Regions from separate parts of the Homo sapiens genome. Here region 2 is linked to region 1. Evidence: chromatin contacts called from ENCODE Hi-C or POLR2A ChIA-PET data. All regions are on one chromosome and are shown on one strand. Each heading gives the region's core, a stretch centred on a gene start or an enhancer-like site at or near the end of the contact. The rest is flanking DNA. Distances are from core to core; before and after follow the strand shown. Region 1 has its middle 45 kb from the start of UBE2E1. Region 2 overlaps UBE2E2 (ubiquitin conjugating enzyme E2 E2).

Evidence for each region. A loop is a pair of places that touch in the nucleus more often than their neighbours do. ChIA-PET counts read pairs that join two places held with the same protein, here RNA polymerase II (POLR2A). Pooled maps may share reads with other maps.
Region 2: a loop to region 1 is called in a pooled map, with 5 times the contacts of the local background. The contact joins two enhancer-like sites. A Hi-C loop is called at or near these places in 21 of 37 single-sample maps with no recorded cell type and 6 of 50 pooled maps. POLR2A ChIA-PET finds 5 or more read pairs at or near these places in 1 of 52 experiments (GM12878).

What each region holds. Positions count from the first base shown.
Region 1 is chr3:23,759,771-23,762,617 of GRCh38, reverse strand. No RefSeq gene overlaps it. Among named protein-coding and RNA genes, the nearest start is that of UBE2E1, 45 kb to the left of the region's middle. RefSeq lists enhancers at 1,098-1,217, 1,318-1,367, 952-1,588, 1,589-2,225, 2,738-2,847. Within about 2 kb of position 1,422, at least 4 of the 41 ENCODE cell types and tissues checked have a DNase peak (open chromatin) inside an H3K27ac peak, as active enhancers do.
Region 2 is chr3:23,566,625-23,569,471 of GRCh38, reverse strand. The region is part of intron 5 of UBE2E2 (ubiquitin conjugating enzyme E2 E2); the gene reads right to left. Among named protein-coding and RNA genes, the nearest start is that of UBE2E1, 240 kb to the left of the region's middle. Within about 2 kb of position 1,396, at least 3 of the 41 ENCODE cell types and tissues checked have a DNase peak (open chromatin) inside an H3K27ac peak, as active enhancers do.

The DNA.
Region 1 (2,847 bases), core at 173-2,672:
CACAATCCTGTCTTTCCAACAAGCCCGGGGGGACAGGGATGCCTTTTTAGGATGGGTTCAGATTTGGAACGATCTCTTGACAAATCTGCTAGAGGATGCTAGAGGAGCTTTCATTTAAGGTGAAACTTCCGCTTTCTCATTGTATTGGTGAGAATTCTCTTGGTTGCCAGGGAGAGTCAACCTAACCCAGCCTGAGTAAAACAGAGAATTGGTTCGTATAACTAACCATAAGAAGACGAATCTGGTCAGACTCAACTGATTCCGAGGCTTCTTGCAATGCTATCTTCTTTTCTGCTCCCTCCACCTCTCCCGAGATTAGCAACTCCAAGAAAAGGATTGGCTTGGTATCAACAGTTCCAGCAATAATTCTGTAGTTATTCTCACTAAGTCAGGTGCCCATCCTTAAAATGGCTACAGGCTTGGGTCAGTGGTCCATTCCTGAAGATGAGAGTGGGGTCTGCTCCATCAAACCACAGGACTGAGATTGGGTAGGGCCTGACTCCACGAAAGAAAATTGTGTTTCAGCTTCAAAAGAAGAAGGGATGGATGCAAGATGCCATAGCTAGCCTATGTGGGACCCTTGTGAGTTGGAAACAGGCACCCCCTCCAGGCTGATGCAGACCTATGCCCCCACTTCTTGGGGAGCAGATGGCACCTTTGACCTGCCTTCCTCTGGGCAGAAGAAAACCCACACCTAGGACAGATAGTTGAGTGAGCAGAACTAAAGGTGGATATTGACTCAATTGACTCCTTGGCAGGACAACATTGTGCTGTGTGACAGACACCTGAACACTGTAAGTGGTGGCACTGGTGGGCAGGAAAACCAACATATGTCCTCCACATCCACCCCCAACCATTCTAAAATAGATGCCTTACCCCAAGTTTTCTTGCCTGACGTGCTTAAACTGTGGCTTATTCATTAGAACGTGCACATCAGCCATTTTACAACTAAATGTTTGCTCAAACTTGGGTGTGTGATGTTAACCCATAGAGGGAGCACTGGGATGGAAAAGTCCAGACCTGGGGCCCAGGAGGCCTGGGATTGATTGCAGCTCTGTGTTTACTATGAGGGCATACTTGCTGTAGTCCTGAGGCTTTTTTAGATATCAGCTTCCTCATTTGTAGGATAAGGGGACCCTTCCCAAAATCCTTCCTTCCTACTCAAGGTCCAGATTAGAAGGAGGCCTGTGGTTTGGGGGTCTTTCTTTTCTCCCAGTTTCCCACTGTTTGTGCCAACAAGTATAATTCTACCTCCAGCCCCCTTCCCCCAGCTGGTCTCCTCAGAAGAAGTTGGTGAAGTTGGTGGTTTTACCGCATTTAGTCGGTTTTACCGCATTTAGTTGGTGGTTTTACCGCATTCACAACAAGAAGTTGTGAAGTTGCTGGTTTTACCGCATTTAGTCACATTTGATCACCTCCAGCTCCCCCTTCAGCAGGTTGTAATTTCCCTCCCAAAAGACATTGGTGATACACAAACCCCCTTTTGCCTGTTAGGCAAATTAGCACCCACTCACCAACCTGGGCCCCTGCAGAAGCTGGCTGGGGACAAACACAATGCATTTGAAAGACCTGAAAATGCAAAGCTCAGCAGTGGCTGACTTCTGTCCCGTGAGGGTCAGGCCCTCTCAGCCTGAGCAGAGGGAGGGCCATTAAACAGGGGCATCTGCAGCAGAGGAAGGGACCCTGCCCTGTAAACCCAACGTTTCCTGCTGCAGGGGGCCCCTGCCAGTGCTGAGAATAGACTTACAGGGAAGAAGTATTCTTCATCATCTTATATGCGGGCACTTAACAGCCTCTTTGCATTTGCCAACCACAAATTCTAGCGCCAAGCACAGAACCCCACACATATCCTATCTCCTCTGTTAGTCTATCAGAACCAAATTTCCTTTTAGGTCATTGTGCCTGGCCCCCGCCACTTTGGCCTGCAATAGTGAGGGCAGAGTGACTAGGTTCATCTCTGCCAGAGCTGCTGGGGGAGGGCTTGGGGACCATGTAAAATGTTCTTTGGGGTGAGTTAGTCTGCTTCTATCTTACCACTCACAGTCAAATTGGTCTTCCAAGGCCTAGAGACTCTGAGTGGGGTTAATCAATGCCTATGGGTGCCACTGGGTGCCACTAGTGGAATATTTTGGGGTCCAAACAACCAGTCATACACATAAAAAAGACCTGTTAATAATTTCTGCTTTATCATTCAGTGTCTTTGGGAGTTCAGAGCATACACAGGGAAATATAATAATGCTGATGCCTATATTTATAGAATACCATTCTGTCCTCATAGCGCTTTTATAGCGTGGATAGTTTAGTAGTTAAATGCTTGAAGTAAATCTTGACTCCTCCAAAGACTAAGAAAACTTCAGTACATTACTTAACATCCTGGAGCCTCTGTTTGCTTCTCTGTAAAATGCAAGATAATAACAGCCTTTACCTTTACAAGTCTGGGGAGAGTTAATTGCAGTGGTCTATGTTAAGCTCTCAACACATGGTCAGACATAGAATGATGGTTCAATACATGTTAGTGACTACTTTTTTTTTTTTTTTTTTTTTTTTGAGACAAAGTTTTGCTCTTGTTGCCCAGGCTGGAGTGCAGTGGCGCAATCTCAGCTCTCCAAAACCTCCACCTCCTGGGTTCAAGCGATTCTCCTGCCTCAGCCTCCCTAGTATCTGGGATTACAGGCGCCCACCACCATGCCCAGCTAATTTTTGTATTTTTAATAAGGACAGGGTTTTGCTATGTTGGCCAGGCTGGTCTTGAACTCCTGACCTCAGGTGATCTGCCCACCTCGGCCTCCCAAAGTGCTGGGATTATAGGCGTGAGCCACCACACCCAGCCATGACTACTATTATTAT
Region 2 (2,847 bases), core at 147-2,646, 190 kb after region 1:
ACAATACACCCATTTAAAGTGCACACTTTAATGGTTTTTAGTATATTCACAGATTGGGCAACCATTACCACAATCCATTTTAGAATATTTTTGTCATTCCAAAAAGAAACCCTGTACCCATTAGCAGTTACTCCCCGCTGGCAAATCCACCAGTCCTAGGTCTGGGTATCTACTAATCAAACTACTTTGGTGTCTAGGTAGTTCCCTAATCTGAAAACTTTTCCTAAATGGAATAATATGTAGTCTCTTGTGATTGGTTTCTTTTACAAAGCATGTTCTCAAGGTTCATCCGTGTGGTAGCATCAATACTTCATTCCTTTTTATTATCAAATTATTTTCCATTGTATGAATATATCAGTTATATTTATCCATTTATCAACTGATGGACATGTAGGCTGTTTTCACTTTTTGGCTATTACAAATAATGCTGCAAGGAACATTTGTGTACACCTTTTTATGTGGACATATGTTTTTATTTCTCTTGGGTATATATTTAGTTGTAGGATTGCTTGGTCTTATAACTCTATGTTTAACCATGTAAGGAACTGCTAAAGTGCTGTCCAAGGCAGATGCACCATTTTACATTCCCACTAGCAATGTCTAATTCTCCACTTCCTCACCAATACTTGTTATTATCTGTGGATACTAGATTTTAAAGAATAGCTTATTCTGCATTAGTCTATACCCACCAGGTATCCAGGTATTTTATAAAGTGTTATACATATATATATATATATGTATACATATATATGTGTATATACATGTATATATATATGTGTGTATATATGTATACATATATGTGCGTATATATGTATACATATATGTGCGTATATATGTATACATATATATATGTGTGTGTATATATGTATACATATATATGTATATAATTATATATAAGATATACAAGCGTTTGTTTCTGCCAGCCAGAGAAAATAAATTCTCTTTAAATGGAGTATTTTTCTGATGTTCTCTGGCTATGACAGACAAGATTATCCTGATTGTCTCTTCTGTCTACTCCCACCTCGAAAGAAAAAATGATAATAATAATATAATGAGACTTGTTTATAATGCACACCTTTTGTTCAAAAAAATTTTTATTCCATAATCCTCACATGTAGTCCACCCACTAGTAACTAGTACTGCAAAATATATCAATTCCACCCCCCAAAGTCTTTTCTGTTCACATTCCTCTTCAGTGGGTAAGAGTAGGACAAGGGAATTGTGATAGTGGGTGTGAATACAACAGTCATGCCCTAGACATTGTTACGTATCCGTGGTCTCCACCACGTGTGGGAATCTGAACTTGAGCCAAGAAATAAAAATAACCCAGTGGTTTCAGTTTATAGACCATTCTGCCTGCCTTTGACTGTGGAAAAACTGTGGTCAAGGGAGTCTGGTGAGTCACATGGGTGCTGTCTGTGCTGAGGAGTGACTGTCCACTGAAAGTGTGGGCTCTGATTTGGGCTGAGGCCTTGCTCTTGTTCTCTCCTGTGAGAGGGTGTTATATGAATCTTCTGCTAAAGGTGGGACCAACCATTACCTCTAAAAAGGAGGAAACTTATTGCTCTGTGCCTGCCAACTTCCCCCTCTCCTTGAGGGATGCAGTGTCTCTTTCAGTTTTATATCACAAAACCAACAAAGTGTCTAGGATATAGGATACCACAGATGACCATGCAGTAAGTATTTGTTTAATATATGGATTCATGTACAGTTCAACCTATTGGTCAAGATGACTTAGTTTGTGGGTGGTGGCAGGTTCTTCCAGACTAGACATCCTTCTTCATTTCCATTCTTGGGCCTAACTGATATTTATACCCATAGGATCACTGACTCTTTAAGTCACTGACTTGGCGTGGTGAGCATTCTGACAGGTCTGGTGCCACTTTTTGGGGTTTAATATACAGCTGTCTTGGCTTTGAATCTAAAGCAGACATGATCCATTTCCTATAAGTGACCTTTTGCTTGGTCTTCCAGATTCCCCATGACCTTCTTTCAGTCCCTGAAGGTTTCGATTCTTATCATATATAAAGATTCTTACATTTAGTCTGTATTCAGTAGTTTCCTGTTTTACTGACATCTTGCCTGAACTCGAACATACTGTTGTTTAAACCCCTTAGGCAACATGTTCTACCACCTGACGAAATTCTGTCCACACACAGTGCTTCTCCCCTACCCCTGCCTCAGCCAAGTAAGTGGGCAGTTCTATTTCTGGGATTCAAACTCTTACTATATCCCTCTATTATGGATAAAAAATCATGACCAAACAAATCCTAACACATCACGGGAAGCATATTGTGAACCTTGTTTTCCATCTTTCTGCTGGCAGAAAAGGGGGAATGGCTTGTTTTAGTTATAGAAGCATTAACCCACTGGGTACATGAAATGACTAAATAATATTCACTGATCCTAGAATGCATCTTTTTACCTCACTAAGACTGGTCTGGAAATTTGTGAGAGACCAGGCACAGTCAAGTTCACTTTCTTGAGCTTGGGACACAGTCACTACTGATACTGCCATAGTGGTAAGGAAACTAAGTCCTGAGGATTCTAATTCCCAGATATCTCTTGGCCTTTCCCCTTTCCTTCCTCTTTGTAGCCTTTGTCATCTCTTAACTGGGCCACCAAATACTTTCTTGATATGGTTTGGGTATTTGTCCCCTCCAAATCTGCTGACATGTGACCCTCAATGTTGGAGCTAGGGCCTAGTGGCAGGTGTTGGGGTCAGGGGGGTGGATCCCTCATGAACGGCTCAGTGCTCTTCCCTCAGTAATGAGTGGTAATGAGATCTGGTTGTTCAAAAGAGTGTGGCAACTTCTTGCTTTCGTTTTTGCTCCTTCTCTCACCATG